6 separate regions of the Homo sapiens genome follow, and all the other regions are linked to region 6. A link is a loop called in an ENCODE intact Hi-C map of the cell type or tissue named here. Cell type or tissue: A673. All regions are shown on one strand.

What was found. A loop is a pair of places that touch in the nucleus more often than their neighbours do. Peaks named below come from ENCODE experiments on the same cell type or tissue, not always from the same donor. Only the 100,000 strongest peaks of a DNase experiment are listed, where the experiment ranks them.
Region 1: a loop joins it to region 6, with 10 times the contacts of the local background. A loop is called at or near these places in 28 of 110 quality-filtered maps.
Region 2: it touches region 6 in a loop (4-fold over the local background); 18 of 110 quality-filtered maps call a loop at or near these places.
Region 3: a loop joins it to region 6, with 5 times the contacts of the local background. A loop is called at or near these places in 4 of 110 quality-filtered maps.
Region 4: it touches region 6 in a loop (5-fold over the local background); 12 of 110 quality-filtered maps call a loop at or near these places.
Region 5: it touches region 6 in a loop (4-fold over the local background); 2 of 110 quality-filtered maps call a loop at or near these places.

Annotation. Positions count from the first base shown.
Region 1 is chr13:59,904,191-59,909,190 of GRCh38, forward strand. All of the region lies in intron 20 of DIAPH3 (diaphanous related formin 3), which reads right to left. Among named protein-coding and RNA genes, the nearest start is that of DIAPH3-AS1, 110 kb to the right of the region's middle. In A673, a CTCF peak has its summit at 2,447; a DNase peak (open chromatin) is centred at 2,431; H3K4me3 peaks cover 487 bases; H3K27ac peaks cover 3,169 bases.
Region 2 is chr13:59,456,540-59,461,539 of GRCh38, forward strand. No RefSeq gene overlaps it. Among named protein-coding and RNA genes, the nearest start is that of DIAPH3-AS1, 550 kb to the right of the region's middle. In A673, no CTCF peak of the experiment used is centred here; a DNase peak (open chromatin) is centred at 2,582.
Region 3 is chr13:59,315,961-59,320,960 of GRCh38, forward strand. No RefSeq gene overlaps it. Among named protein-coding and RNA genes, the nearest start is that of DIAPH3-AS1, 690 kb to the right of the region's middle. In A673, CTCF peaks have their summits at 2,574 (motif pointing left) and 2,775; DNase peaks (open chromatin) are centred at 2,551 and 3,521; H3K27ac peaks cover 1,049 bases.
Region 4 is chr13:59,539,528-59,544,527 of GRCh38, forward strand. All of the region lies in intron 1 of LOC107984625 (a long non-coding RNA gene), which reads right to left. Among named protein-coding and RNA genes, the nearest start is that of DIAPH3-AS1, 470 kb to the right of the region's middle. In A673, no CTCF peak of the experiment used is centred here; DNase peaks (open chromatin) are centred at 2,994, 3,564 and 4,074; H3K4me3 peaks cover 791 bases; H3K27ac peaks cover 4,184 bases.
Region 5 is chr13:58,958,286-58,963,285 of GRCh38, forward strand. No RefSeq gene overlaps it. Among named protein-coding and RNA genes, the nearest start is that of LINC00374, 730 kb to the left of the region's middle. In A673, a CTCF peak has its summit at 2,815 (motif pointing left); no DNase peak of the experiment used is centred here.
Region 6 is chr13:59,676,287-59,681,286 of GRCh38, forward strand. All of the region lies in intron 27 of DIAPH3 (diaphanous related formin 3), which reads right to left. Among named protein-coding and RNA genes, the nearest start is that of DIAPH3-AS1, 330 kb to the right of the region's middle. In A673, CTCF peaks have their summits at 2,125 (motif pointing left), 4,328 (motif pointing right) and 4,528; DNase peaks (open chromatin) are centred at 2,095, 3,175 and 4,345; H3K27ac peaks cover 4,599 bases.

The sequences.
Region 1 (5,000 bases), 230 kb after region 6:
GAAAAAAAGTAAGATAGGAGGTAGAAGGGGAATGTTAGGAACTGCTTCATTTAAAGACGTAATGCTGGGTGGGAAGGACGGGATTACAGATGAGCCTGAGGAAACATTTAGGGGTAATGGGTATCTTCATTATCTTCATTGTTGTAATCATTTCATGGATGTTTTCATATGTCAAAATTAATCAACTGCTGTACTTTAAATATATGCCATTTATTGTGTCAGTTTACCGAAATGATACTTTTTTTAAAAAGTTTTAATGCTATTCTAAGAATTTTGGGTAACCGTGTGAAAGGCTCGGGGAGCAACTGAAGGAATTTAGAGTCAGTGAAACATATTTAGGGGCATTTCATTCTCCATTTTACATCTTTACAAGATCCTCTATTTAATCAAATTAAAGAATTAACCAACTGCTATTTTCCATGCACCTGTCATGTACAAAGGACCAATGCGTCCCTAAAAAAAAATCACATCTCTATCGTTAAGTGAGTTATGCAGATCTTCATTTTAATTCACTTTTAAAACCAAACTTCAAAGATGCAAGATACAGCAGACGTCATAAATAAAAATAAAAAGACAAGTAAGAGGCAGTGAGAAAAATTGCAAATATTTACAAGAGTAGCGCTATAGAACATATAAGGAGCTCTTACAAGCTACAAGGCAATAAAATAGGAAAATAAACAATATTAATAGGCAATTCTAAGAAAAAATATAAACAACCAATAAATACATAATAACTGCTTCGATCTCATTTAATAACCAAGAAATATGAAATAAGTAAAATAAAAGTCACCAACTAAAAAAGAAAAACAATATTAATGATTATGCAAGGAAAAGAATCCTCACTTATATTATTCATAAAAGTGTAAGTTTGGCCAGGCACGGTGGCTCATGCCTGTAATCCCAGCAGTTTGGGAGGCCGAGACGGGCAGATCACGAGGTCAGGAGATCGAGATCATCCTGGCTAAAATGGTGAAACCCCGTCTCTACTAAAAACACAAAAAAATTAGCCGGGCGTGGTGGCGGGCGCCTATAGTCCCAGCTACTCGGGAGGCTGAGGCAGGAGAATGGCGTGAACCCGGGAGCCGGAGCTTGCAGTGAGTTGAGATCGCGCCACTGCACTCCAGCCTGGGCGACAGAGCGAGACTCTGTCTCAAAAAAAAAAAAAAAAAAAAAAAAAAAAGTGTAAGTTCACATGCCTTCTGGAAGGACAATTTGACAGTAACTAGCAAGATTAAAAAGGCCTTTCAATTTAGCAATTCAAAGACTAAGTATGATTGTGAGATGATTTACATCTCTTCACTCTCAATTTATTTAATCCTCAGAACAATACAATGTAGGTAGGCACTATTACTGTCCCTGTTATAGGCAAAATAACGGTCCCTCAAAGATATCCATGTCCTAATACCCAAAACTTTTGAATGTGTTGCTTTACATAGCAAAAGAGACTTTGCAGATGTCATTAAGGATCTTGAGATGGGGAAGATTATCTTGGATTATCTGGGAAGGCCCAATATAATCACAGGGTCCTTATAAGAGGGAAGCAGGAGGGTCAGAGAAGGGGTTGTGATGCCAAAAATAGAAGTCAGAGCAATGCTGAACCATGAGCCAAGAAATGCTAGCAGCTTCTCAAAGCTGGAAAAGGCAAGGAAATAAATTTTTCCCCTAGAGCCCTCAGAAGGAATGCACCCAAGCTAAACCATTTTGGACTATTGATCTCCAGAATTGTAAGATCATAAACTTGTGTTGTTTTAAGCCACCAAGTTTGTGGTAATTTGTTATAGCAGCAACAGGAAACTAATATAGTCCTACTTCATAAATAAGAAAATGGAGGTATCAAAAAATGAGTAACTTCCAAAGATCATATAGCTAGGAAGAGGTACAGCTAGAATTTAAACCCAGACAATGTGCAATACTAATGCACTGCCTTCAAATACAAAGATGTATACAGAATTATTTTTTAAAAAACCTGAGGCACGGAGAGAAACTACAACTAAGTGTCCTTCATTAAGAGAATGATTAAAAGGAAAAATCATAATATGGGCTATGAAATAAAATGCACGAATTTAAAAACAGTACAACATGAAAAACATATTCAAAATATATGACACAGCCAAAAAGTTTCAGAACAATGGATTTTTTAAAATGTTCACGTGAACATGCATACATTGGTAAATACACAGAAATGGAATTAGAAGTACAACAGATTGTTAAAAATGATCATTTGTGTGGAATGAAAAGAGGTAGTGGGATACGGGGGACATCTACATTGTATTCAATATTTCTATGTTATTTGAATGTTTTACAACAAGAATATATGATGTATTTTAAAGCGAGGGATTTTTAATGCAGGGAGATATGCACGAATTTCCTACAACATTTTTCATTAAAAAGGCCTCAGCTGCACAAAGTTTAAAAGCCCTGCCCTACAGTGACACCAAATGGTGGTAGATCAAAATACAGCACACAAACAGGACATTTGTTCGATTCAATCTTCCTATAAATGTTTGATTTCTTTGAAGAACAGGAAGCTTAACAGAATTAAATAACGTGGAGACAAATACTCAAAAACCTAGAATTTTTAATCAAAGAAAGTCTAGTACACCAAGCTTCAACTGCAAATTTTTAGGCCTCTTTCCAAACTTCAGCTAATCTTCTGATCCCACTGAATATTTACATAAATCATTTCTCACAGTTAAAGCATGCCACTGTGAACACAGTGATTTTACCTAATAGCTTATTGATCAAAGAAAGCCTACAAATACAAGAAATGCAGTCATAAAACTAAAGTCAGGCTCTACTCCATCGGAATCAACCCTTGGTAAGTAGGTAATATTTTGGAAAGATGGACGAGAAGGTGTTGGGGATAAACAGGGATGGAAAGAATCCAAGAAGAGACACAAGCAATGACTCCAATTAATGACAAAGTATATTTTCATTTGTTAATCTAGTGATAGAAAATTAAGCTGAGTAAAAGAGGAGGCTATTGCCTCTCAAATATACACCAATTTCTCCACAAGAAAATTTTGTCCTGGACTGTCCAGGGAAAAGAATATTTCAAATTAAGCACATCAGTCAGTATTCAGTGTCCTCTGCCCAGAACCTAAACCAACAAAAACAGCATGTAAATGGCCTTATTCATTACAAGCCACTATAAAAAGATACAGAGATAGACCACCTCTCAGGGCACTCCTCTAAAACACCATTTGGCCAGGATCCTTAGTCTTTTAGCATTAAATGAGAGTTTATTGGATTTTTGATGTGTTACTTTTCATATACCAAAATCTCCTAGAAAACACAGGACATATAAATATATGATCATCTACAAAAAAAAGTCAATAATATAATTAAGCTCTAAGGCCTTGAAATCATATAACTGGATTTCAATCCTAATAGGTACAAGCCAACTTACGACCACATGTTACCAGCACTACTTTACCCCACTCATGGATAATCAGCTCTAGAACACCTTGAGAGCTATCCTGATCAAATGAGTGCATGTCCAGTGACAAGAACCACAAGGAGATCAGTTCAAGAAGGTAACTTAAGTTTCTGAATTACTATATAAGTGACAGATGAACAACTAAGAACTGAGTACCACAAAAAGTATCCATGTCTACTACATATACATTTATGACTTAATTAGAAAGAGAGGTAATATCAGCATTAAATAATTTTGCTTCCAATTTCAACAGAGACATAAATATGAACATGAAAGTCTATATTACAGAAAATGTGAAAAATTAGGCACATCACATGGTTTAGTGGTTAGAAGTTTCAAGGATATACAATTTAATAGAAATTGACATAATTCCCACAGTAAATTTGTATACCATACTCTACAGGATATAGAGCCCTAGAAAACTGTATCTAAGTGATACATGATAAAAGTAAGACATATGGCCGGGTGCAGTGGCTCACACCTGTAATCCCAGCACTTTGGGAGATCGAGGTGGGCAGATCACAAGGTCAAGAGATCAAGACCATCCTGGCCAACATAGTGAAACCCCATGTCTACTAAAAATACAAAAAGTTGGCTGGGCTTGGTGTTGTGCACCAAGCTGTAGTTCCAGCTACTAAGGTAGCTGAGGCAGGGGAATCGCTTGAACCCAGGAGGCGGTTGCAGTGAGCCGAGATCGTGCCACTGTACTCCAGCCTGGTGACAGAGCTAGACTCTGTCTCAAAAAAAAAAAAAAAAAAAAAAAAAGTAAGACATTTCCAGTATACAAACTATTTCTGATATATGCTAATTGACCTTAATTGACATTGGTTACTAATATTTTAGATGTCTTACTTTTACACCCTGCCTTTCTATCAAAGAGGAAAATAACATAAACATCAATATCCTGGTGGAGCTACATCTTATGTTTTTTAACTAATTCTTATGGAGAATTAAAGTTGATTATATAATGCAAGCAACTTGACTGAATTTAATCTACTGTCTCAAGTTAGGGTATCAGTTTAAATAAAACACAACCTTTCAGAAAAAATTGTAATTAATATGAATCAAATTAATGAATTCACATAACTGGATAAAAGAAAACTTAAACTTAGTGGCAAGTAAAAACTGTAGAATTTTAACTAATTTTTGTTCAAATGAAAATGCTAGAAATCATAACATCAGTCTACGGAACCTAAAGATGAAAGAGTTAAGAGCTAATTTTTCTACAGTGAAAAACAAATGAAAAGTCAAGCTTTGGTCCTATTTGGAGCTGGGAAAGCACTAACACTACCCCAAACTCTTGACTTTTTCTTATATCTAACTGTGTGATGATTTTTCAGGTAAAGATGATTAGCACATTTCTAATGTACTTTAAATCTAGGCTAAATCAAGAAGTAAACATGTTTTTAAGGCAAGGATGTCTTGTAGAAATCTGGAGTTTAATTCACTTCAAGTTAATTGCCCATTTTTGATACAAACACTTCAAAAAGTTTATTACTTTAAAAATGAAACATTATTATGGAAGTCTTACAGAAATACACTTGGCAATTATAACCAATTT
Region 2 (5,000 bases), 220 kb before region 6:
TTACAACCAGAAAATTCTTTTTTTTTCTATACTAATATGTAAATCCTTTCTCTGTGTCTTATTTAAGGCCATTGTATCTCATTAACAAATTTTATTTTTACCTGACCAGTAAACACACATCACATTAATGACAATTCTTATCACTGAACTTCATTAAGAAGTGTGGTATCTTCACTTTGTATACATTGCTGGTGTCTTCGCTGCTGCTGGTGTAACTATAATTTATTAAGATGTGATTGTCTTCAGTAGTGTGACCATCTGTGTTATTAATACAAAAGCAAAACAAAATCTGCTTTTATTCTTACTTCCACTGTCTTGCCCCTCCAAAATCTAGTCTTATCGTGACTTCTCTAAACAGTGTGAACTGTTTGCTGATTTTAAGAATCCCCATTTCGAGAGCTGTTGAAACTCACCTTTCCTTCATAGACATGGGGAAAATCACTAAAACTCTGACAATGCACATCATAATCAAATGTGCAGATGTCCACAACTATTACTTAGCAAAGGTGCTGAGTTTATCAGAGAAAAATGTCCCTCTGTAGTTTGTATCACTATATTCTGTTTTGAAATTGTACTATATTATCCCCAATAAACATCTGAAGACACAGGGAAGAAAGATATATCAATCTATAAAGGAAGAGCTCTTTTTTAATAATTAGAATGATAAGCTACTAAATCTTTTTCTACGTTTGGGGAAAGGCAAAAAGGAAGCAGTGATTTTTGGACAGCTAAGGGACAAAATGAGGCCCCTGCACCCTTAGAGGTAAGGAAAAGAGCTGGTTAGGAAGTCGGAGCGAGTACATAAGGGAGATGTGAAGACACCAGAGGCCATTTTTACTTGGCTTTTGGTTTTGCCCAGCTTATAGCGAACATAACTGCCAAAGAAAAGAGTTAGGCCAGCTCATACCTGAGGAGGAGGTAAAAACAGCCTCAAATAAGAGAAGCCCTGGTCCATCCCAGACCAATGAGAATCTCTTTCCTTGTAAAGATCTCTGAAAAATCTATAATGTCCCTCAATAGCTCTTTCCATAGCTGCCTAAGAAATATTTATTGATTGAATGACTGTTCCCAGGGAATTCAGCCCATTCACTAACTCGTGATTTCAAACTCGTGTCTTCCAAGTGGTCACTAGTATTTTTACTGTGTATATCACCTGTTAGGAGCCTGGGGAGGCAGGCAGAAAGCCCACAACAAACAAGCCACATAACAAAGTTCATTCACCTAAATCTCAGAAGCCAATGGCCTTCACTGGGACTCTTTCCACCAATCACAGGTCAGAGGAACAAGTCCTTAGTCCAGGTCAGCCTGTTCTAACAGCCCAGCATCAGAGAGAAGAGCCCCAGGTTACAAGGAGCCTGTCCATCCCTGAACCTCTGAAGATCTTATAAAAGCGTTAACGAAAATAACTGGCATTGCTCTATGCTCTATTGATGGGGGGAACAGGGACATTTTTATATTTTGTGTTTCATTTGATTCTTAAGACAAACCCATGAGTTAGCAAGGGTGATTATCATATCCACCAATTAGCAAATGAAGACATCAAGGCAAAAGAAATTGAGACTTGCTTCACTAGTCAGTGTCACTCAACCCTGACCAGCCATTTAAAACCCTTAAGGTCATATGGATAGTAACAGAATTGGGGATTACAATCCAGATACTCAAAATGCTAATTTAATGTTCTTTAGCCAAGCCAATCACTCTCTTCTCAATATTATCCAATTCTCTTCAAAAAAGAAAAGCTATTAGTTCCACATTAGTTCCAGGAACTGTTCTAGGTTCTGATGAATCAGTCAAGTCCACAAGAAGTTTAGATACTAGACAGGTAAGTAAATAATTATGTGATTTGGACTGTGGATTATAATAAAGATTCTTAAAAGATGCTGGGAACACAGTAGAAAAAGTTCCGTTTCTCTGAAGATGTCAATGATAGAATGTTTCAGCTAGTTCTCAAAACATGAGCAGGAGTTCTTGAAGTACAGAAAAGGCAAGAAATATCCTTGCAGAAAGAATAGGGTAAATCAAGTCACAGAAATATGGCAACTTAGAGACATTGAGTTGGGGCTGGGTTGGGGGACAACTGGAGCTATGGAAGAGTCCTCTAAAAATGAATAAAGACCATTATCAATAACCTATTAAGAACAGAGTGCCAGGTTACAGACACCATTCTACTGGCATGCTGACTAGAAATGAGAACAGCAAGTCCCCTTTTTGCTTATTCTAACCTGTCTTCGTCCAAGCTGACATCACTGTTCACCTCCCCTTCTACGCTATCCAGGAGACATCAAATGTAATTGAACATCCATAGCAAGTTCTATGTTTGCAGTGAATGGAGTCATTCATTCTGGCTACAGGATCTTCATTACAATTGCATGAAGCTTTCACTGTGGGCCATATTATGAGAGTATACTTGGTGCTGGCACAAGGAGAACTGCCTGGTAGAGCCAGTTGCAAATGTCATGTCCAGCTTTTACGCACAAAGGAAATGAGAGCTTTAAAAAAAAAAAAAATCCAACGCCCATTGCATTGTGATTCATCTTCTTCCCATCAGCACCAGGATGTCTCAGATTACATTGTCTGGCTCTCGGGAAAGAGAACTACGACAAGGTTGAAGGGAAGGGTTGCCACTGTGGAGTCAGGGCCTCTCCTCTGAGGCTCCAGCTGCAGATAGCCACGGTTCCTGCTGACAGTCGAGCCAAGGTCTTCCCGAACGATGGCTGAAAAAGCCTTTGTAAAACAGAATGTGAACCCTGGAGCCTACTGCTCCTGGTGGGAGTCGAAGAAGGGAACAGTAGGAGCTGCCTGTAATTTTCTTTGTCTGTGGCAGCAGAGCAAGGGAAAGAAGTGTCACAAACATGAGGGAGAGGAAGTGAGAGATCTTTATGCTGAGCCACTAAATTCACTGGAGGCTGAAAACCACAAAAGTAAGTTCACATAAAACACCACTTGGCATTTCACCTGGTATGTTTGAGAACTTTGGGTGCAAGGATTTTTAAATTATAGCTGTCTCATCTGTAGACAGGGAGAAATGATCTTGTCTGAAAACTTAGGACCAAGCTATGGGGCCCTGAGTACCTACATCTGTGAGGGTCTAATTAGAGAAGCAATTTATTATAGAGATTTGACTTTAGAAAATTGAGGGAGCTGGTAAAACAGTGTCTGCAAGGCCATTGTCTTTGCATTTGATGCTGGAGCTTGATGTCTGCTGGGCAGGCAGTCTGGAAGGAATGGGTGGATGTAAATCAAGTAGAGAGAACAAGGAAAAGCTCAAACCATGTCAGTTTCTCACTGTCTCCTGCAGGAGAAGATGGACTCTTCTTCACTGAGGTAAATACACACCTGGGCCAGGAGTCAAAGAAGCTGAAAAAGGATGCAGGGGAAGGCACAGCAATTGCAGGTGAGGCTGCTGCCTTAAACACCAATGAGGTGAGCAGGCAGATGAGGAGCAAGGTATTTGAACCACAAAAGCACCCGGTGGCCCTACCTCAATATTCTAAGCATAAAAAAAATATGGCTGCTGTTAGAGTTTGTGCCCCCAAAGCTTGCACAAAAATGTATCTTGTGGCACAGCTTAATTAGAAACAGACAGAGAAGGGGGTTCTAGGAAATGCAGCACAGCCCTGTCAGTTCAACATGTTACAAAGCCACTACATGCCTTCAGAATTAAGTCATGACTTTAAATGGAAGGTAGATGGCGTATAGATGTTGTATTAGTTTCCAAGGGCTGCTATAACAAAGTAACAAAAACTGGGTAGCCTAAAAAAGAAATTTATTCTCTTATAGTATTAGAGGCTAGAAATCCAAAATCAAAGCATCAGCAAGGGCATGCTACCTCCAAAGGCCCTTCAGAGCCTAGGGAAGAGTCCTTCCTTGCCTCTTGAAGTTTCTGGTGGTTGTCAGCAATCCTTGGCATTCTGTGACTTGTGGCAGCCTGGGTCCTTTCTCTGCTACTCTCTTTAAATGGCCTTCTTCCCTGTGACCCTGTGTGTCTTCCCCTCTCTTATAAGGGCACAAGTCATACTAGATTTAGAGCCCACACTAATTCTGCATGACTTCATCTTAATATAATTAATTATATCTGCAAAGACGCTATTTCTAAAGTAAGTCATATTCTGAGGTTCTGTATGGACATGAATTTTGTAGGGGACAGAATTCAATCCAGTACAAGTGTTGTAAGGGAAAATCTAGAACAGAAAATGAACAAAAATCTTTGAACAGTGGGATCAAGCAAAGAATGTGGGCGCTTATAAAAGGAGCGGCTTTGTTCCAAATAATGTGTTCAGGAGTGTAATTATGATATCAGTTAGACCCTAAATTTGTTGACATTATGTACAGAAATATCTATAAGACTCAAAGGCATGTGTTTACTGTTTTCTCATTTATCTCATTTATTTTCTCATGGAGCATACCATGTTGTTATTCAAAAGAGAAAGTATAGGCTCAGAGAGAGATTAAATAGTATGCCCAAACTATGCCATCAGAAAGTCGGCCGAGCACGGTGTCTCACGCCTGTAATCTCAGCACTCTGGGAAGCTGAGGCAGGTGGATCACATGAGCTCAGGAGTTTGAGACCAGCCTGGCCAACTTGGTGAAACCCCGTCTCTACCGAAAAAATACAAAAATTAGCCAGACATGGTGGTGCGCGCCTGTAATCCCAGCTACGCTGCAGGCTGAGGCATGAGAATCGCTTGAACGCTGGAGGTGGTGGTTTCAGTGAGCCGAGATCATGCCACTGCACTCCAGCCTGGGCGACTGTCTCTCAAGGGAAAAAAAAAGAAGAAGAAGAAGAAAGTGGTGGAGCAAGGAACTGAACTCAGGAGTGTTAGATTCCACAGGGCATGTTCTTTTATTACCCTTATCATGTAACGGTAAATAACACTCGCTAAAGTGAATGCTAGCAAACTTCTTCAGGCCATCTCTTACTTATCCTTCGACGCTCATATTAAGTCTTCTCTGAAGATTCCCCTAACTGCCCAGGACAAAGTGAATTCCTCTGATCTCCC
Region 3 (5,000 bases), 360 kb before region 6:
GCCCCTCCTTCACCTCTAACCCCCTCCCCATTATATCTCCTCATAGCACAATGTGCCTTTCCTTTACCATTTTATCACAGTGTCTAATTATGCATTTATTTAAGCTTATATAACTGTTTTACTCCATGACTATCCTGGAAGCCCCCTGAAGTCATATTCTTAATACTAAACAAGGCTTGGCCCAGGAAACCACAAATATTTTATTGAATTTGACCTATTAAGTTTGACCAAGAGGCCATAGACAAGATTAGGTTTAAAGTTCAAAATATCAAAGTTCAGGATCATGCTTGGGTCAAGCTGGAGAAGAGGTGGTCTTGGGATTCTAGGCCTCATATTTAATGCTCTGTGGATGTGCAGGTGAGTCATGCTGCCTCAAAGAAAGGGAGCAAGGCAGATGCTCTCACCGTCTCAAAGGATTGTAAATTAAATAACACTATGCATGCAAAAGTGTTTTATAAGCTAGAAAAGCTGTTGTTCATAAATTTGATTTAAGCCCATATAATGTGAGATAAGATTGATGAAGGCAGGGAAAGTCTTTTATCCACAGCTCTAACCCCAGTGCTGAGAACAGTAGCAGAACATAGTAGAAGCTCACTACTTGCTTATCAATGAATAAATGGATATCCCTCTTATTAAAATAAGCTAACAGAAGAATTTCTTAACCACATTTGTTGAATGATTAAATCCTATTCTTTGAAGTGTCAGGCTGTCCTTAGAGAGATTTAATTCAAAGGTTCTGGAAAATAAGATAGAATTTCATATATGAAATGGTTTTTAAAAATCGAGGTGGTAGAACACCTAAGATAATCCCTTTAGGATAATTTCAAGTTATATTTCCTTAGTTAATGGCTATTAATCCTTAAAAATCAATGCAAGCACCATCTCCACTGAAAAGCCTGTCTTCACTCCCAGTCTAAGTATTCAACACACACACACACACACACACACACACACACCCCTGAACTTCTGTGGCTCTATGGGAATATTTCTTTCATAGCACTCTTCTCACTGTTTTGAAATACACTGAGATCCTTTCCACAGTCTCTAAGTTCCGTTAGGATAGCAACATTGTCTTATTCTTCTAATGATTGCTAATTCCTAACATAGTATTTGGCACTTAGTAGATGCTAAATAAGTTTTCGTCGAAATGACCTGAATCTTTGAAGACTTTCAGAGATAGTATCAATTTTATAACCTGATTTACTCATGCATTAGCTTTCAGCTGGTTTTTCAGCTAATCCCTGTTCATACCTGGAAGGAATGATAACATATCATTTCATAATAACTTTCTGGACCACTTTCAAGGTACCAGATTAATTTTAAAAGAATTCTGATCAATACTAGTTTAAATTAGGTATCAGAAAATCCAATGCATACATAAGTGTTTGCTGTATTTATATAAAGCTAAACTCAACAGTTTCTTCCATTTCCTTTCTTTCATTTAGCATGACATTTTAGCTGATATTCCTGAACTGCTGGATAGAGCAAATACATTTCTATTACAGCCAGTATTTTCCCATGGGATTCTGCCAACAGGTGCTCCAGCTTCTTAATTATCTGTACACTTTCCCTTTACTTTTTAATTACTAAAACAAGAGAATTTACTGCAATTGCTGAAAAGGCCAGATCTATTTAAATAAATAAGGCTATTCTGGATTACATACAGAATTAAATTAGGGGACCAACTGTTCCCCAACATTATATGATATATGGTCAACAGACAGCATCCTGGTGTTTTCTTTCCTGTACCTTCACTCAGCTTTGAAATTTTGGGGAAAAAGATATTTCAGGGCAATATCTTTATATTCACAACTCTCAATATTCCAAACACAGAAGGAAAACCTCACTCTTAAGAAAACCTAGCTTAATTTTCCCCCTTCCAAAATTACATACCAGCATAAGTCCATATATTCCAGATAACTTTCTTTGGTAAACATATAACTGTGTTATCCATCTGTGCAACCTCCATATATCTTTAAAACACCGCAATCCACAGAAAACTGTCTTTAAAAACAAACAATGTGAAAAGTATACAAATGTTTGATTTATTTTTCTGAAGAGAGACCTTCCCAGGAAAAAAGTTTACTGCAATATATTCAAGGTATGTGGTTTGTCTTGGGTGAAGAGTGGTGAGGGTGAACAGGGAGTCATTTTTCTGCAGTCTTCACTGTTATAGTTCTAGTCATATTTCCAAAAATGTTTATGATTTTCGAAGTTTTTTAAAAAAAGTTAGATTTGCCATGTACAAATCCTGAACTCCTCTGATGTTGCTTCATTCTTCTTTTTCCAGTAATTTTATATGTTGCTTTACATACACATGTGCAGAAGGAACACGTAAAATGCAGGTAAAAAATCTGCATTATTTCGACATATGGTTCTGGCAAAACTTTTTAAAAGCTTACTTTATTTGTCTGACTGATTTCAACTGTATTCATCACCTCCTGTTATTTTCCCTTCCCCCAAATCTCTTGCCTCAACAGAATTAACATTCTTATATGTTCTGTTTCCAAAGAACAAACTAAAGAAGCATCCCAACCATTATTGCTCTGCAGCGGCCCCTGCTGGTAAAAGACACTATACAATTTGTCCTTTGTCAGCTCTGCTTGTCAAGCCTGAATTTCCAAGGAACCATGCCACAGTCTAGCCACAATCAACCTGCAGCTTCAGCAGGTCCTAGAATGGGGCTGCTTAACCATCTGCAGGGCAGCAACTATTGCTTGTTTTCAGTGTGGAAAGAGAATGCCAGAGGAATACATATTTTGTATGAGTCTTTATTTTCCTTGTTTCTAGAACACATAAGAAAAAAAGGGATTTGAAACTGACTAAAATGATAAAAGGAAATCAATGCAGCAAAACATAGACCACCTGAAAATCTTCAGTTGAAGTACAAGTTGTGGCATGATGTCAAAGAGGCATTCTTTTCACGGAGAAGGCATATTAAATTATGCTAGTGCTGACTGCGCCTCCAAGGACTGTTGATAGATGCTTACAACAAGAAAATCTTCCTTTCTGGTTGACCTTAAAAGCTGTCTTACCCCAGGCCTTAAACGTTTCAATGTGAACATAAAACATTTTTTTCATTGATCTTATAAAAAAAATTTTCAACTTGTTCTCCTTAGTTGTTGCTTATCATCTGCCTATGCATATGGAAAGATATATATGTATATATATAGAGATGTACAGATATATTAATTCTCAGCTAAAGAATAAATACATTTATCATTCAGAATGACAGAACCAGAGTGGAAAATACCCAGGTGATTGCAATTTGTTTTGCCACGCACCCATGAAAACTCCCCGTAGTGAAAAGAAAATAGAGCAGTCAGGTTATCATAATAGAATGTATCTATTTTTCTCACGTTTATCATTGTATTTAAGCCAATCTTCTCAAACGCAGCAAAATGTGTACATTTTTAATAAGGATACTATTCCCCCAGGATTGAGCTGAATGGGGGGAAAAAGGCTGCAGAACTAATCTGCATGAACCTGAGTTGCGTAATAGGGGAAAACAAGACTTTGGGAGAAATAAAAGAGACAAGAACAATGGGAGACAGGAAACAGGACACAGAAGACAATTTGATTTGAAGATTTGGAGTATGTGCCTATTTTGGTTTCAGGAAATGTGTCTTTAAAAGGAAGGGAGAATATGCCTAAAACAATGGAAGATCCATTATTTTTTGTATACAATCTCAACAGAAATAACATGCCTTCAAAAGAGTAGCCTCAGGGTAACTTCTAATTCCTGTTTGATGAATATTATAATTTTATTTAATAGCAAATGGTACCACTAGATATGTCAGCTACCAAACGACTATTAACCAAGCCAGGTATTCCAGGTAGATTAGGCTGTGATTTTTGCAGGCTTCTCACTTAGCAACATCACGCAATGGGCAAGCCAAGGTACCAGAGGCCACCAAAGCATGGCTAGAGTAGTGCCTATTTTAATGAAACAGAATCATCCAAGTACTTTTGTTTTCCTATTCGAAAACCAAATTTGGCCTCAAAGAGCCATCTGATATAACAAAGCAGCACAACCCAGGCTGATAGAATGATAGCCTCTTCGGCAAAGCTGCTAAATAGTTGTACCTTTCAAAGCAAATGAAGACAAAGAAACCCAAACCAGACACTGTATGTTCCCTCAGTAGAAAAGATAAACTTTCACGTTGTGACAAGGAATTCTGACATATGGCAAACCTTGACAAAGCATCAGGGTACAGATGAGAAACTGTTAAGTCATCTGACCTTTGTCTGTACTCTGTTTGGCAGACACTCACAAAAATACTACCCAAGAAATATCACTTCCATAAAGCAATGCAAAAAAGTCACTAATGTATTATCAGATCTGGCAAGAAGAATGCTCTAGAATTTATTCACTGTTAATGAATTAACAATAGTAGGAGTATATTTATATGCTTTTGTGCAAAAAAAAAAAAAAAAAGACAGTAAGGTTTCATTATGCCAATGGGTATATGCTCCTTTGACAACCTTTGTGGCAGCGATTATAAAAGCAGAATCTTGGGGGGAAATGTCATGAGGGCTCAGCTTATTAAATTTTGTAAATCATAAGGCTTGTCCGTGAATGCGGAGCACTGCAGCTGATTTAGTCGTTGGCCTAGAAACTCCGCTGTTAGGACCATTAAACAGGTCCAGAGTTTAAGTTGCACTGTAAATTACACTCAAAAGAAACAGGCAGAGACTTTCGCCTTCATGTTTTCTGTCTGTGAACACTGTCACCGCAGCAGCCCTGTGAGATGGTGTCAGAATTTTACAATGATGCATCAAACTAGTGCACCTCGATTGAGCCCGCCTGAGACTATTGCAGAGTTCTGTTGTGAATTTAAATATAAAAAATAGAGAACCAAATTAAATTAGGCTTTTTCTATTTGAAAAATCTTCACAGCTGGAAGAGATACAACCAATATTCTTTTTAGGTTATGCCAGCTTTTACAGTCACTTTCAACAAATAGCTATCATTAAAAATAGCAAGGACGATGCAGTTG
Region 4 (5,000 bases), 140 kb before region 6:
AGATTGGAGAGTCAATAGTCAGTACATCCAGAGTTAATCAAGCACAGGGAAATAACTCACACCAACCCAATTCACAAGTCTGACATTAAGGAATCCAGAATGCCAATGTATTCACTTATGATAAAAAATATAAGGCTCCATTGATGGATCTGGGCAGGCCAAGGCTCACTGGAAAGTTACCTGATGGATATAGAATTAGAAGCTTATTGCCTGAGCCAAACGGCTGCTGTGGTCAAGTCACCAGAGTACTGAGCAATATGTGTGCTGCACAGGCCAGGTCCTTGGGCCCACAGCTCAGGACAACCAGTCTTCTGGACATAGCTAGAGATGGAAAGTCTATATTTTTCCACTGTGCCCTGCCATACTGTTGATCAATCAGCTTTAAGACTTTTTAAATTTCCTTTTGCCATAAAAATACTTTTTCCTTCAAGTTTGGCCTAGATGGAAGATATTCTGCCTTTTTTAAGATAATCATATATCTTTGCTCTGATATGTTAAATGTTTGTTTTATAGAAACACTTGGTGGATAATCTGATTTTTATGTCCAGATTATTGGGCTGCACCTCATTGTTGTCCCAGGTAACATCGGCAACAATTCTTCTTCACATCTCCTGAGCTTTTCCTACACTCTTAAACTTCTAGGCCTTTGAGCATGGTTTGGGTTGGAGTGTCACCATAATCAATAAACTCCTGTGATACTTCAGTGCACCTTTAAAAGTTCATTTCTCTGTGCATACTGGGTAGGCAGAGGCTGGTGTTCACTGTAAAAGAGCTACTTCGCCAAACTCAGTTATATTGTAGGGCTTAAGTCACTTTGCTTGGGTAGCCTTTCTCTCCGATGGAGAAAAATAGAGTAGAGCATCCTGTTTATTTTGTAAGAGACACAACATTGATACAAATTTCCAAGGAACCATTCTAGTTCCCTGGTCAAATAGTAGCTGTGGGGCCTCCTCTTGGCTAGGAGGATTTAATTACACCAAATTTTAAAAGTTGCATTTTATCAAATAAAAATGTTATGTCACTGATTATTGTAACACTTTGAGATTCAAGGAGCTACTCCAACCCAGCCACAGTGAGCTACATTTGTAATTGCGGCTGGCATTTACTGAGAGCTTTCTATGTGCAAAGAAGTGTATTAAGCATTTTGCATGCATTTTTTCATTTATTCCTCACCGTGAACTTACGATGTGGGTGGTTTTAATTATTCCCATTTTATAGTTGAGGAGACTCATGATAAGAACAAACACATGCTAAGAGGCAAAGCCAGGACGTAAACCTACTGGTGAAATCTGAAACAGTATAGTGACAAAGGAGTCTTCCATTTCCAACAGGTTTTGTTTTTCACATGGTACTGGTCTCTATAGTATACCTAATCCTCATTGCAAAGATGGGTCTAGATGTTCTACAATTGCTAAGCATTTTGGCAAGATCTGTGCAAATAAAAGGTTAGGAAACGTAGAAACGTAGACTGTTGATATAGAAATTGTGCCAGGCACTCCCTGGATCTGCTATGGTTCCCAATAGATGACTTTCTTAGCTGCCACAGAGCCATAAATGAAGCGCTGGGATCTACCGTTCAATGCTTTGAGCCCTGTGAGGATAGTGTCACACAACTGGGAAGTAATAAGATTTGAACTGAAAAAGGAAAAAAGACATAATTTTTTAAAATGTCTTATGTTTTTAGAAAACTCATAGTTTCCTCATAATTTCCAGAATATTAGATGTTTGCTGGTTGTATATACAGTCATACATCACTTGACTAGGGGTGTAGGTTCTGAGAAATGAATCATTAGGTGATTTTGTCATTGTGTGAACATTACAGAGTGTACTTACACAAGCCTAAACGATATGGCCTACTATATACCTAGGCTATATGGCATAGCCTATTGTTCCTAGGCTACAAACCTGTACAGCATGTACTGTACTGAATACCGTAGGCAATTGTACACAATGGTATTTGCATATCTAAAGATATCTAAATATAAAAAACATACAATAAAATACAGTTATCTTATGGGACCATCACTATATATGTGGCCTGTCATTGACCAAAACGTCATTATGCAGTGTCTGACTATATTCACATTTTAGCCCATGTAGGGCTCATGTAGCAACACAGTTGTACCCCTGAGAGCCCCAAAGAGAGAAACTTCTACCTAACCCAATCTCATAGAGACAGCAAATTTTTTTTTCCTTCTAGAAAACAAATAGTTTCCATCATAAATGGACCATAATCCCTGGAAGTATTACCGTATCTTCATTCACACTATTTGATGAGCCAAAGGAAGGTATTGTGTAGGCTATCACCAGCTCCCACTGGGGGACTCAGCCAGCTGTAATATCTAAACACAACTACCGTTCACAGTGTCCTTCTGTCTATTCAAAAACATGTATCTGGCACCTACCATATGCTGGCTACTTTGCTATCAACCGTCAGTGTTTTATGTTTTACAAATATATCCAAGCACTAAAAATCATTTGGCCAGTGTAAAAATTTTAGACCTATGTTTTAATATGTATATGACTTGTCACTTAGTCAAATGAGTGCTCTGATGTGTAATTTGAACAGGGGAAGTATGCCTTTTAGAATCAGAGGACACTCAACCTTTGAAACCAGTTGTTTTTTTCTCTCTCTTCCTTGTCTGTCCTTCCCCCAAATCTATCTTCAGGTCACCTTCTCTCATCCCCTACACACAAGCACACACTTAATCATAAACAAATCTGTAGTGTAGCTACTCACATGGCTACTTCATCATTAAAATCTATTACTTCACAGCACCTTATGGTGATAATAGGATTTTCCCCCCTCACCCTTTGATTAATACTTGTTCAACATCTCTCACACATGCCTACCCAAGAAACTCTTTCCAGGGGAGGAAACAAAATTACACCCTCTTTAACAATGATCCAGCAGAGAAAATGAGATTGCCCAACACATTATAACTTCCATTCAGCAAAGCCACATGTTCCCTCTTGAGAAAGGATGTAAAATGAGCTGCCAGCTAAAAACTCCTAAAGAATGTCACAATTACAACTTTTCACTGGTGCTCCCAGTGACAGTACTTCTGACCTAAGACAACTGAGACACACAGATTTACTCCTAAGTCTGCTCATTAGCCTAATGAGGATGGAGTCAGGCAAAGAGTTAATTTGACTAATTTAATCAACATGCCCTTCAATGTATCTACTGGGAGAACACCAAAGTGATGGAGACAAACACAGAAACACACAGAGGAAAGGGGATTTACTGAGCTGTACTTGTGATTAGGCAGAGTCACAGTTTGAAAACATAATGGAATCAAAGCTGGAAAGAACCTTAATGATTGCTTAAGCCAATCACATCATTTTATAAGGTCTAGGGAGGTTAAAAAATCATTATAAATATAAGATGTATTGTAAAATGAGTAATAAATGAGAAAACATTTATAAATCGTAAACTGCTACTATGTATGCACATTAAATTGTTTCCCCAAAACAACATAGAATTTAAACAGTAGATACATTGTTATGTATTTTCATAAAACAAATATTATACATAAGTTTCTTCTCCTCCTCCCCCCAAACCTCTGATTCTTTAGCTATGTTAACACACTTCAGTAACTCACCTGATACAGATAAATTTAAAGTTATTATTTTAAAAAATTATTCAAACTTTTTCTGCACTTGTAGACTCTAGAAAAATAAAGCATTGATGGGTGTTATTTGAGGATGAATACAAATTTTAGTTTTACCAAAATTAAGGATTTTTAGTTAATACTTAGTGTGAATGATTTATGTTTTTGATAAATGGTTTTCGATTTCTTAGAAATTCCACCTTAAAAAGAGTAACATAAAATATCTATTTAATATTGGCAGTACTTCTGACAGCATGCCTTGATCTTACAATTAGAGATTACGGCACAATTACCCCTCAGATTCAGTAATTCTAAGAGAGTTGATTGAGGGTTTTTCTGGACAATGGTATGTCATTTGCATTGATTATTTCATTATATTAATTTTCTCATCACTTTTCCTTTTTTTTCATTTGAGCACTATTAAGGAAGTTTTTTTCAACTGGCTCAAGCCTAAGGGGATATAAAAGAAAATGAATGGGGTATTTCCTGTTAAAGACAAGCAAGCAAGCAAGGAAGGAAGGTAGGTAGGAAGCAAGGAAGGAAGGAAGGAAGGAAGGAAGGGAGGGAGGGAGGGAGGGCAGAAGGAAGGAAGGAAGAGAAAGAAAAAGGAAGAGAGAGAGAGAAAGAAAACAAAAGAAAAAAGAGAAAAGAAAGGCTTATGGGGATACTAAGCCTTATAGCTATAAATTGATCCTGTTATTTTTTCCTTGATGGTAGATTGTAGAATTAAAATAGTATGGGAAAATTTATAGTTTGAGATTGAGTCTTTTAAGAAATGGATCTTTTGTAATGTCCCTTCTATTTGAATGATACTGCCAGTATTGCAACACTCAGACCAGACAGGGCCTAATATTTCCTTTCTGTAAGTTTCCTTAAAAATAATTCTTCTCCATTTTCAATTATTAATAGAGATCTGATTATGTCTACTAGGTATAAAGTTTATGCTCTTGCAGCAGACAAACATTAAATAAATTAACACATAAATATGAGTATAAAATACAAGTATAATAAAGGAAAAGAATGGTGTTCTATGATAGAAAAAAAAGGATAACCCAATTTGTATGTGTCATCAGGGAAGGCCTCTCTGAGAACCGCGAAGAACAGAGACAAGTTAGGTGAGAAAAGGAGAGAGAGTGGACAAAAGTAACAGTATGCAAAAGATCCTGAAGCAGGAAAGACCTTGGTGAGTTCAAGGACTATCAGTCAAGGTCAGCATAGCTGGAATAAAGGAAAACATGGCCCAGGATGAGGCTGGAGAGGTGGCCGGTGTCCATATGGGAGAAGGTTGAAGAGTGAATGGGGAACTTGATATAGAATGGTAATGGATGGAATGCAGGATCGAATTCCTCTGCCCCCTTCCAAATACCCATTACAAAATGACAGAGA
Region 5 (5,000 bases), 720 kb before region 6:
GAGGCTCAGGCATGGCGGGCTGCAGGTCCCGAGCCCTGCCCCGTGGGAAGGCAGCTAAGACCCGGTGAGAAATCGAGAGCAGCGCCGATGGGCTGGCACTGTTGGGGGACCCAGTACACCCTCCGCAGCCGCTGGCCCAGGTGCTAAGCCCCTCATTGCCTGGGTCCGGCAGGGCTGGCCGGCTGCTCCCAGTGCAGGGCCCGCCAAGCCCACGCCCACCCAGAACTCCAGCTGGCCCGCAAGCGCCCAGCACAGCCCCAGTTCCCACTCGCGCCTCTCCTTCCACACCTCCCTGCAAGCTGAGGGAGCCGGCTCTGGCCTTGGCCAGCCCAGAAAGGGGCTCCTATAGTGCAGCGGTGGGCTGAAGGGCTCCTCAAGTGCTGCCAAAGTGGGAGCCCAGGCAGAGGAGGTGCCGAGAGCGAGCGAGGGCTCTGAGGACTGCCAGCACAGTCACCTCTCAGTATGACACTGAAGAAGGAAGCTTTGATTTTTGTTTGATAAAGAAGCACACATTTCTCTCAGAGTAACTTAAGTTCTCCTCAGCAAATGCACATTCATGCAGTACACCCATAGAACAAAGAGAAAATAAGACTGTATTAATCCTTAGTAATTGGAATAGTGATTTGGGAATTAAACCACCTTCATTCTGTTCACTAATTCTTTATGTAACCATAGTCTGGGAGCTAACTTTCTGCTCACCTTAACATCTATATCAGTAGTATGACAATAATACTTCTTATATTAATACAGCATCCTGCCATGCCATTAAATAGAGCTCAAGCCTAATTTTGAAGGCCTAAAACAAAAAAACACGTACTATATGTGAATTGATACCTGGCCCCACGTTAAAACAAAACTAAGCTTTCATAAAAGCATTTTTCTCTGCCAGGCCCTTTATAACTATGTTTAAACATGCAATATCTTTTCTAATTGTTTTTCTTTACTTCTGTACTTCTACATTGATGATAAAAATGAACTTCAGAGACACGTTAAGAATGATTCCCGGCTCCTGTAATCCCCAGCTACTCGAGAGGCTGAGGCAGGAGAATGGCATGAATCCAGGAGGCGGAGCTTGCAGTGAGCCGAGATCGAGCCACTGCACTCCAGCCTGGGCGACAGAGCGAGACTCCGTCTCAAAAAAAAAAAAAAAAAAGATAATCATTCCCATATAGATTTTGCACTGTAAAATAAATGTCTAATTACAATGGGAGTATTTGTAAGTGATTTATCCAAGTGGAAGGAAAACATAACAGATTCTGTCTGTCCTGCCATTGAAAGTTCTTCTGAACATGGGCAATTGCTAATTGTATGCTCAAGACAACAACAAAATAATTAAGACAGAACAGGCTCCCTTCAAACTAGGAAGTGATGAGTTTCATACCAATAAAACATACACACTTCACAGTTTATTAAATTATTCACGTGACAAATCCAAACAATATGAATATTAGATAATATTTTAGTTAGAATAGGACTTACTTAAGCATGTGGGATTAGTATACTTTGTTCAATGTTATATATAATTATACTATAAAAGGTATAATTTAACCCAATATTTAAGTAAACTAATCTTAGGATTTTCATTTTAGAGCATAGAAATGCCCTAGAAATGAGGTTAAATCTAACCAAAGTCGCACCATTTATTACTTTGGGTTACCATATCACTAACCAACTTAGAAATTAGACTAAGGACAAATTTTCCCTAAATAGTTAAAGAAAATAAATTATGTTAAAGTATATATTCAAAATGACTGTAACTTCAAAGCACACAAACTTAAATAGGTATAGAGATAAATATGGAAAGAAACAGGCTAATTCACGTGTGTTCTGTACTCGCTAAATGTCTTTATAATATTCTTTCTATCTATATGAATGCAAGTACATCAAATTTTCACAGAATTTTACCAATGAATAAATTGCATACTTTTTAATATGCACAAAATTGCATGCTTTTTAGGATGAAATAGTAGAGATATTAAACAAAAATGACTACCTGTTGCATATGTCACTAATAAAGTTCTCAAAAACCAAAGTTGAGATTTAAGAGTTCTGTGCTCCTTGTTCTGCCACAGATTGCCAGAGCATTCTATTCTTTAGATAATATATTAATTGTATTGTATAATTATACCATGTGAGGCTAATTATTTGATGAGCAATCATGAATGCAAACAGAAATAATCCAAAACTTCCCACCAAACACCTTTTCAATTAAAATATGTCATTACAAAGCTCAATATCCATTTCAGGTCTCTCTTCACTATGAATTTCCAAATAGCTTAATAGCTGATCTTATTTAAAAATGCTTTATACTTTTCATTTATTCCTTGACAAATGTATATCTGAAATTCTAAATCTCGTCATTATAAATGTATGATTCTCAAGCTGGATAAAACATAGTCAGAATTTATTCCAAAGATGCTGCTAATAAACAACAGCGAGAATTATTAGATACCACACTATGTACTTAGCTCAGAGAACTAAGTCGTAATTACATTCATGATTTGTATTATGTGCATAAAATATAGATATATGGGTAATAATATATGTATATATTTTTAAAAAATCAATTTATATTGAATTTCACAGAGAACAAATGATTCAAGATTTAAGAGAGTGTATGACATAAGTATAATTCTATATTTGTAAAAAGTCTGATAGCACGCTAGAAGTAGAAAAGATTTTCTCTAGCAGGTTTTGCATCGTGCTATATAAAAAAGATATATATTTTCTCTTTTTTTGCTTTTAATTATTTTGTTTTTTTGAAAAAAAAATGGACCCCTCCCTATATGCACACTACTTCTTACATAGCCAAGACTTCCCTCTTGTGGCTGGTTGATGTTAATATATACTTCTTTATTTTTTTAAGTGACCACTTTTTAAAATTGTTTCAGCAAGGAAACTGAAAAGACAAAAGTGCATAGCTTAAGATATGTGAAGTCAAAGATAAATACAATATAAGTTGAGTAAGCTTATCAGATTCTCTGAAATATTCTAGATTTTTAATTTTTCCAGTTAAATTTTCAATATTCTTTCTAACACTTCCTTTAATACCTTTGCCTTCCTGAGTATTAATATCCTACTTCTGCTCCTGACTTAAATTTCTAGGAATGTCACTTTAATCAAAAACTATTAAATAGCTTTTGAAATTAAGGACGTTCTATGTCATTTAGACTGTGTTTCTCTGTCCAAATTTAAGTAGATCAAAAAAATGGAAAACAAAGTAATTTTTATTAACATTGCTTAAAAAAAAAAAAGCCCTGACTTTCTTGAAATTTAGAATTTACCAGGTAAGAATGTGAGCTGAGAAGAAAGACTTTAACTTTTAAGTCACTACCATCTTGAGTTAGAATAAAAACTTCACTTGTACATGGAAAATTGGTAAAATTTAGAAACACTAAGGGGAAATAAAGAGAAATGGAGAAACTACTTCAGGTGTCTTGCTTTACAATTCGTGTATCAGTTAATACTCATAAAACCCTGAGATTATGCTGCTAACTTCCTTCTTGTAGATGAAGAAATTGCTGTTTTGATAATTTTCATGAATAAGCCCCAGCCTGGAACACTAAACTTTTCGCCATCAGTTGCTATATTAGTTTTGCTAAAAAATTTTCCCTTTTTTTTTTGCCTGTGCTTTTTCTATCTAAGCATCATTCTCAACATTAGTAATATTGAAATAAAGAGGTTAAATGGTTTGGTCAAAATTACAGAAAAAAATTATGGCCCATTTAGGAAAATAAACCACACAGATTCTTTACCTCAAAGGGAAAATATTAAGGATATATTTTCCTTTATGACAATAGGCTTTACCCCATTCTAGCTGAGATGACTATTCCTTGGATGTTGTGAAAAAGCACCTATCCAGAGTGAAGTAAAAATAGCAGAGGTGCAACAGACTTGCTTAGCATGAGATTCAAAAGTAGTCTGTTTTATGATAAAAGGAACTCCAAAATATTTTTTAGAATAAAATTGCAAGAACTAGAGGTAACATATTTAAACATTTCTATAAAACTAAAGCTTAGAGATGAACTCAATCCAGGAAAAAGCCATCTGAATTATTAAACAGCTTGTCAGCATTTGCTATTTCAGGGAGGAAAGCTAGTTGTTATGCCTCCTTTTTGATGAGGTTTAGAGAAAAAAAAATTACCTTAATGGCACAATATAATTGAGGCAACAATTCACATACCATCGCCTGTCATATATGATGAATTCCAAAATATGATTGCCACACTTTAGAAGACTCATTCTTCTGAAAATTGTAAAGCAAAAAAGGGAAGATTTGAAAACATGTAATATAAAAATTAAATTATTCTTCTGAGAATGAAAGTGTCCTATAGGAATTAGTATGTTAAACAAGAAAACTGCTTTATAATCACCTAGAAAGTTGTAATACATTATCATTGATTGTTCTTGAGTTTATTTTCTTTGCAGCAATCTGTTTCCAGTGATCCATAATTAAAGCCATTCTAGGCATGAATAAATACGTAAGAAGGGTTGAAATCTGACATTATTTAAAATATTATTTTCCCCTCTATTTTAATGAACAAGAAGTGATCTCAGAAATATTTGCTCGCTAATGCTGGCAGAGATTTAAAGTTAACAGTGAACATGAAACTTCCTTTACATTGCTAGGGCAAACTATCTTAGAGGTTTTTGTTCTTCAGAGCTGAACACGCTTTTTGAGTTTCAAATTGTTTGAGTTATCTTTAATTCCATTAGAAATAAAGCATGAGACAGTAAAAACTGCTCTATCTGAGAAATATCATCTTTCTTAATTCAGTGTCATGGGGAATCTTTCAGAGGAATATCAAGGGTTGTCAAATACTGCTAAACCAATGGGCCATATTAGATTTAAACCATGATGCATACTTCTGTTGAAAGCAGTATTATATTAGTAGAGCATACAATAGACTTGAATACAGAAGACAAATCTGGCCATGTATTTGTCATAAGGTATGCACTCATAAGTTCTCTATTATTTCAATTGTCATAAAGTAACAAAT
Region 6 (5,000 bases):
TCTACCTTTGGTCAGCTCTAATAATTACATGTTTTACCTTAGATTTATCCAGTGTTTGTTTCCCTGAAATCTTAGTCACTGGCTCTGTTGATTTTTTCCATTAGGGCTGTATTAAATCCAATTCCTCTTCCACCCACCAGCCCTTCAAATATTTGAAGACAGATATTATATTCTCTCAATCTTTTCTTCTCCAAGCCAAACAGCTATAGTTTCTTCAACTGTTCCTTCAGTGATCATGAGTTGAAATTATGGTTAAGTCAGTTCATTAGTTAATTCAGTGAGGGTTTAGCCCACCATGCCAGGTGCTAAGTTTTTGAAACATTTAAGATCCTGTCATTTCTATAATGAACATGCAAAACAATATTCACTTAGTAGTTCAAAATTCTGGGGAAAAGCTAAAGCTAACTAGGGTGTGCAGTACTGTAAAACAATACAATTATATGTTCATAGACTCCTAAAAAATTTCCATGTAGACTTAATACTTCAGGTTGATTTTTGATATGCATTTAATAAGAATCTGCTTAAAATAATGTTTTTATTCATTAGAGAATTCAGTCCTGGGATACATTTGTGTTTATAACTGTTTTATAACAAAATAATTTTATGTATGACTATATACATAGAAATGTTCCTTTACTTCTCCCTGGCCTATTACTACATATATACTACATTAGCCATATCTAAACATAGCAATATGTTCAAGTAGTAAGAAATCTAATTCATATCCATCTAATTGTGACCTAACTTGATAGAACATAAGCTCTATGAAGGCAGGTATCTTGTTTTATTCACTGGTGTATTCCCAAGCCCTAGCACAGTGCCCACCTCATAACAAGTTCTTGATAATTTATTTCCTGAGTGACTAAACCCAAGCATGGCATGATTTTATTACCTTGCTTCACTTAATGTTTTAAACTAAACCTTAAAAAAAAAGGGAACACTTTGGAGTAATATTACCCAGATACAGCTGATGACATAACATTTTGCTTTATTGTACATTTTTTTGTGCTTTTGGGTCCCTTGAGGACTCAACATTGAGACTAGAACGGTACTGTCCAATAGAAATTTAATGAGAATCACAAAAATGGGCTATACATGCAAGGTAAAAATTTCTAGAAGCCACATTAAACATTGAAAAAAAAAGGTGAAATTAGTTTTAATAATATATTTTATTTAATCCAATGTCAAATATTATCACTTTGACATATATATAGCAAAAATATATTAATGATATCTTTGGCATTTTTTTGTACTAAGCCTTCAAAATCAAATGTGTATTTCATACTTACAGCAGATCTCTATTCAGACCAGCCACATTTCAGGAGCTTAAGAGCCACACCTGGCTATTGTCTACTGTACTGGACAGCACAGATCTAGAACCTGGAGTTTTTCACAGTGCTATTACCTATACATTATGTATTTAGAGTTGAATATGTATATATTATAAACAAGTGAAAATGAATTGTTCCAATATTTAGCATTTTATTGTGATTTTGTTTCATATAAAGAGGAAGGAGCAGTTATATATTTCTAGGTAAGTTGGATTTAGGTAGCTTCTGTGAATGGCAAAATAGACAAAGGCTAAAGATTAAAAATATACTCACAAAATCTGAATGCTAATAATGCAAGCCTACTGTTGCTACTGTCTATGTTTTGGCATCTGTTTATCCAGCCATCTAGGCATGGGGAGACTGGGTTACCGTTCAGAGACTCTTCTACTTTTGCTTACTAGTTCTGTACATGTTTTAGTAAATCCATGAAAATTAGGAGGATCTAACTTATTAAATCTAATTCTCCTTCCTTTCAAAATGAGAGTGACCTTTATGCTATTCTCCTATTCGTATTGGATCAGGACCTATGTGGGGGTTAGGTTCACAGTGTTGCCATTATTAGAAGCTGACGGACTGGCCTTTTTTTATTGTTCTATTCATAGCACAGCAGCATTATCTTGTACTAGATTGATGGTACCAAGCTTCATTATGAAATCTTAAACTATTTCTAAAATTTTAGTTTCATGTATTTCTAGAAAATGAGTGAAAAAAAGAAATCTGGCATAAGTCATAGGCATTACCTTAAAGAGAGTACTCAGGCTAGTACACTACTGCCTCCTACTGTCAGTTTGAGGAAAGTGAGAGAGCCCTACTCATCCTTATTTCTATTTACAGGTTTACAGACAAGTGGCTTTCTTCCTTCAAAGGACAATTTTGTGCAGATAACCTAGGAAGAAATATTGATGTTCTCTGAATTTCCCTGAATTCTTCCCTTGCTTAGACTGCTAGATCTGTGAAAAAAAATCCAGCAAACACCGTGAGCATGGATCTTTTTCCATTCCGAAAAAGAAATTGGTTTTAAAGGTAATTCAGAAAACATCTGTTCGTTTAAATTCTATTTCACATTATTTTGTTGTTAAATTTTTCATTTTTCTCTTCTTCCCACTTTCCCTACAGGACCTCACATCACATCTCTAAGAAAAAGAAAGAGAAACAAAACTCTATATTATTTTTAAATCTTTTAGCAGCCTTCTCCTAAATAAAAATATTAACAAGTATGACATGAGTTAATATAGCAGGAAACATAACAATTCATTAAATACAGATAAATGTTTAAAAGCTGTAAGTTATCTAAAATATGAAGGGAGTACATGACTACATGACAACTCAGGATAAATAGAAACTACTTATTTCTATAACTAGCATATTTGGATCAATGATTTGGGTGCTGGTTGTAGAGTCCTCTGCAATCAAACTGCAGTTTCAATTCTGATGGTTTTTGCCGAGTCAAAGAATATGAACCTTTATTTTAAAGATGAGATTTTTGATCAGCAAAATAAGTCAAGCAAAGAGGACCTTTCTCAGAAGCTGCTCCCTTTTAATGAGGAAAATAGTAAAAGGAATAGGTCAATGTCACTTCAGTTATTTTTTTGCAAATAAAACACCAAAGTTTGATTCCTATGAAACCCCAGGCTGCACTGAGGTCTCTGTAAAATTGGTTTCTGTAAACAACTCATTTTTAACACAGCATTGGCAGAGCTTGTGCTTCCTGAGACTGTGGACACACCATCAGATTGGGCCACACAATCCCCCTCTTTCCCTTTACTGCTGTAGATTCTTGCCTCAGGCTTCTCTTGTCAGCAGGGACTGTTTCCTCAAAGACCTGCTTCCAGTCTGTCTTCTCGGGGCTTTGGGCTTTGGAGCACCTCCTGTCTCTATGGTAACACAAAACACAAAGACTAGAAATGTACCATACAGAGGGCAGAAAAGAAAGAAATTAGAGTATAGTACTCCTGGTAAGCTAAAGAAGGTTCTGACAGCAGGAAAATGGACAAGGAGGACAAGATACAGTAACTGTTAGTTGTTCCATTTCACATACATCCTCTTAAAAGAGCTATAAGTGTTAGCACAGAAGCCTTAAAGTATGTGGAACTTTATAATCCATGTGGTATTTGAAATTAAAAAAATATTGGAGACCCATATTGGCCATAAATACTTGGCAATTCATTAAGTTACTGAGAGAAATAAGAATTCTCGGTGGAGACACAATGCACAAAAAGAATAAATTACATCAAGTATTACGGTATGGTTTATGTTAAAGACAAAGAAAAATATGTTACTATCAAATGGCAGAATGTTCTCTTTTTTATTTTTCAACTCTAAATACAAATTTTCCTACTTTATTTCAATCTGGGGCATCATAGTAAATGTAGCATCTGTTAGTTCAGTGGTTCAAAATAATCAGAAGGTTTATGTCCTCAAACTGTTGGTCAGTTCCATTTGGTTTCTTGGTCACAAGCAGCACCCTGAACTCAGAAGTGTTGTCTCAAAAACATGGTGGAGTATATGAGGAAGAGTAATGCTGTCAATTTAAACCCCAAAATATTTAAGAAACACACACACCTACACATTAGGAAAGATATATTATTCATATAGATATCTAATAAAAACATACATTGTCATACATATGTATCCTATCAGGATTTTAAAAATATTTCATGCAAGCCTATGACGTGTTGTTGAATATCAGTGTTGAGAGCTTGTTATGAACTTTAGAATGCCTATTAAAAAAATGCTGTAGAGATTGCTTGGCTGCTGGGCCTCAGGGCAGAATCTGCTGACACATTGCAAGCATTTAAACTCATAGATTAACGAAGTTGGTTCTGACCTCTGTTCCTTGAGGTAGTTAGTACCCCAACAATTAGACCAGCAGAACTTCAGGGATGCTAATCATACACTTACTTGCAGAACCCTGTTATTAGGATCTAAGAAGACTTCTTTCCTTAGTCTTTTTTTTTTTTTTAACTCAATCAATGAAAATGCAGCTATAAGCTATAGCCACTAGAGGTCAGACGGCTACACCTGTCACCAATCATTAAATTTGATGGGGCATTATAGTTCCCTGAATAACTTTTGGTGACTTAAAAAATATAGAACAGAGTACACTCATTTACAACTATTATGGTAAAATAATAATATGTTTATTAATTAATTATTCTATTTCTAAAGGTCTTAGATTTTGCAATGGTACTACTTTTCTCTATTGGCTTTCATTTTATTTGGAAGGGGAAGGAAAACATTGCAATAATGGAATCTAGAAACCTTTGCAATTGATGGAATCTCATGATACGAAAAGACCGCTGTCTGGAGTAGAACACGGAAGCAATGTGTTCTGTAGTTTTACCAAACACATTTGGTAATGCAACTCTTACGAACCTTCCGATCTGAATCATTTTATTTATCTAATCTAATCTCTTGCCTTTTTTCTCCTGGTATATACAAATCTTATTGTACCTAGTTATAGCTTTACTTATTAAAGATTATTATAATGGGAGGTGTTACTCCTTGTCTTTCCAATGAGGTTTATTATGTGGCATATCACACATACTTTGTTAAAAAAACAACAAAATGCCGGGCTCAGTGGCTCATGCCTGTAATCCCAACATTTTTTTGGGAGGCAGAGATGGTAGGATTGCTTGAGACCAGGACTTTAAGATCAGCCTGGGCAAT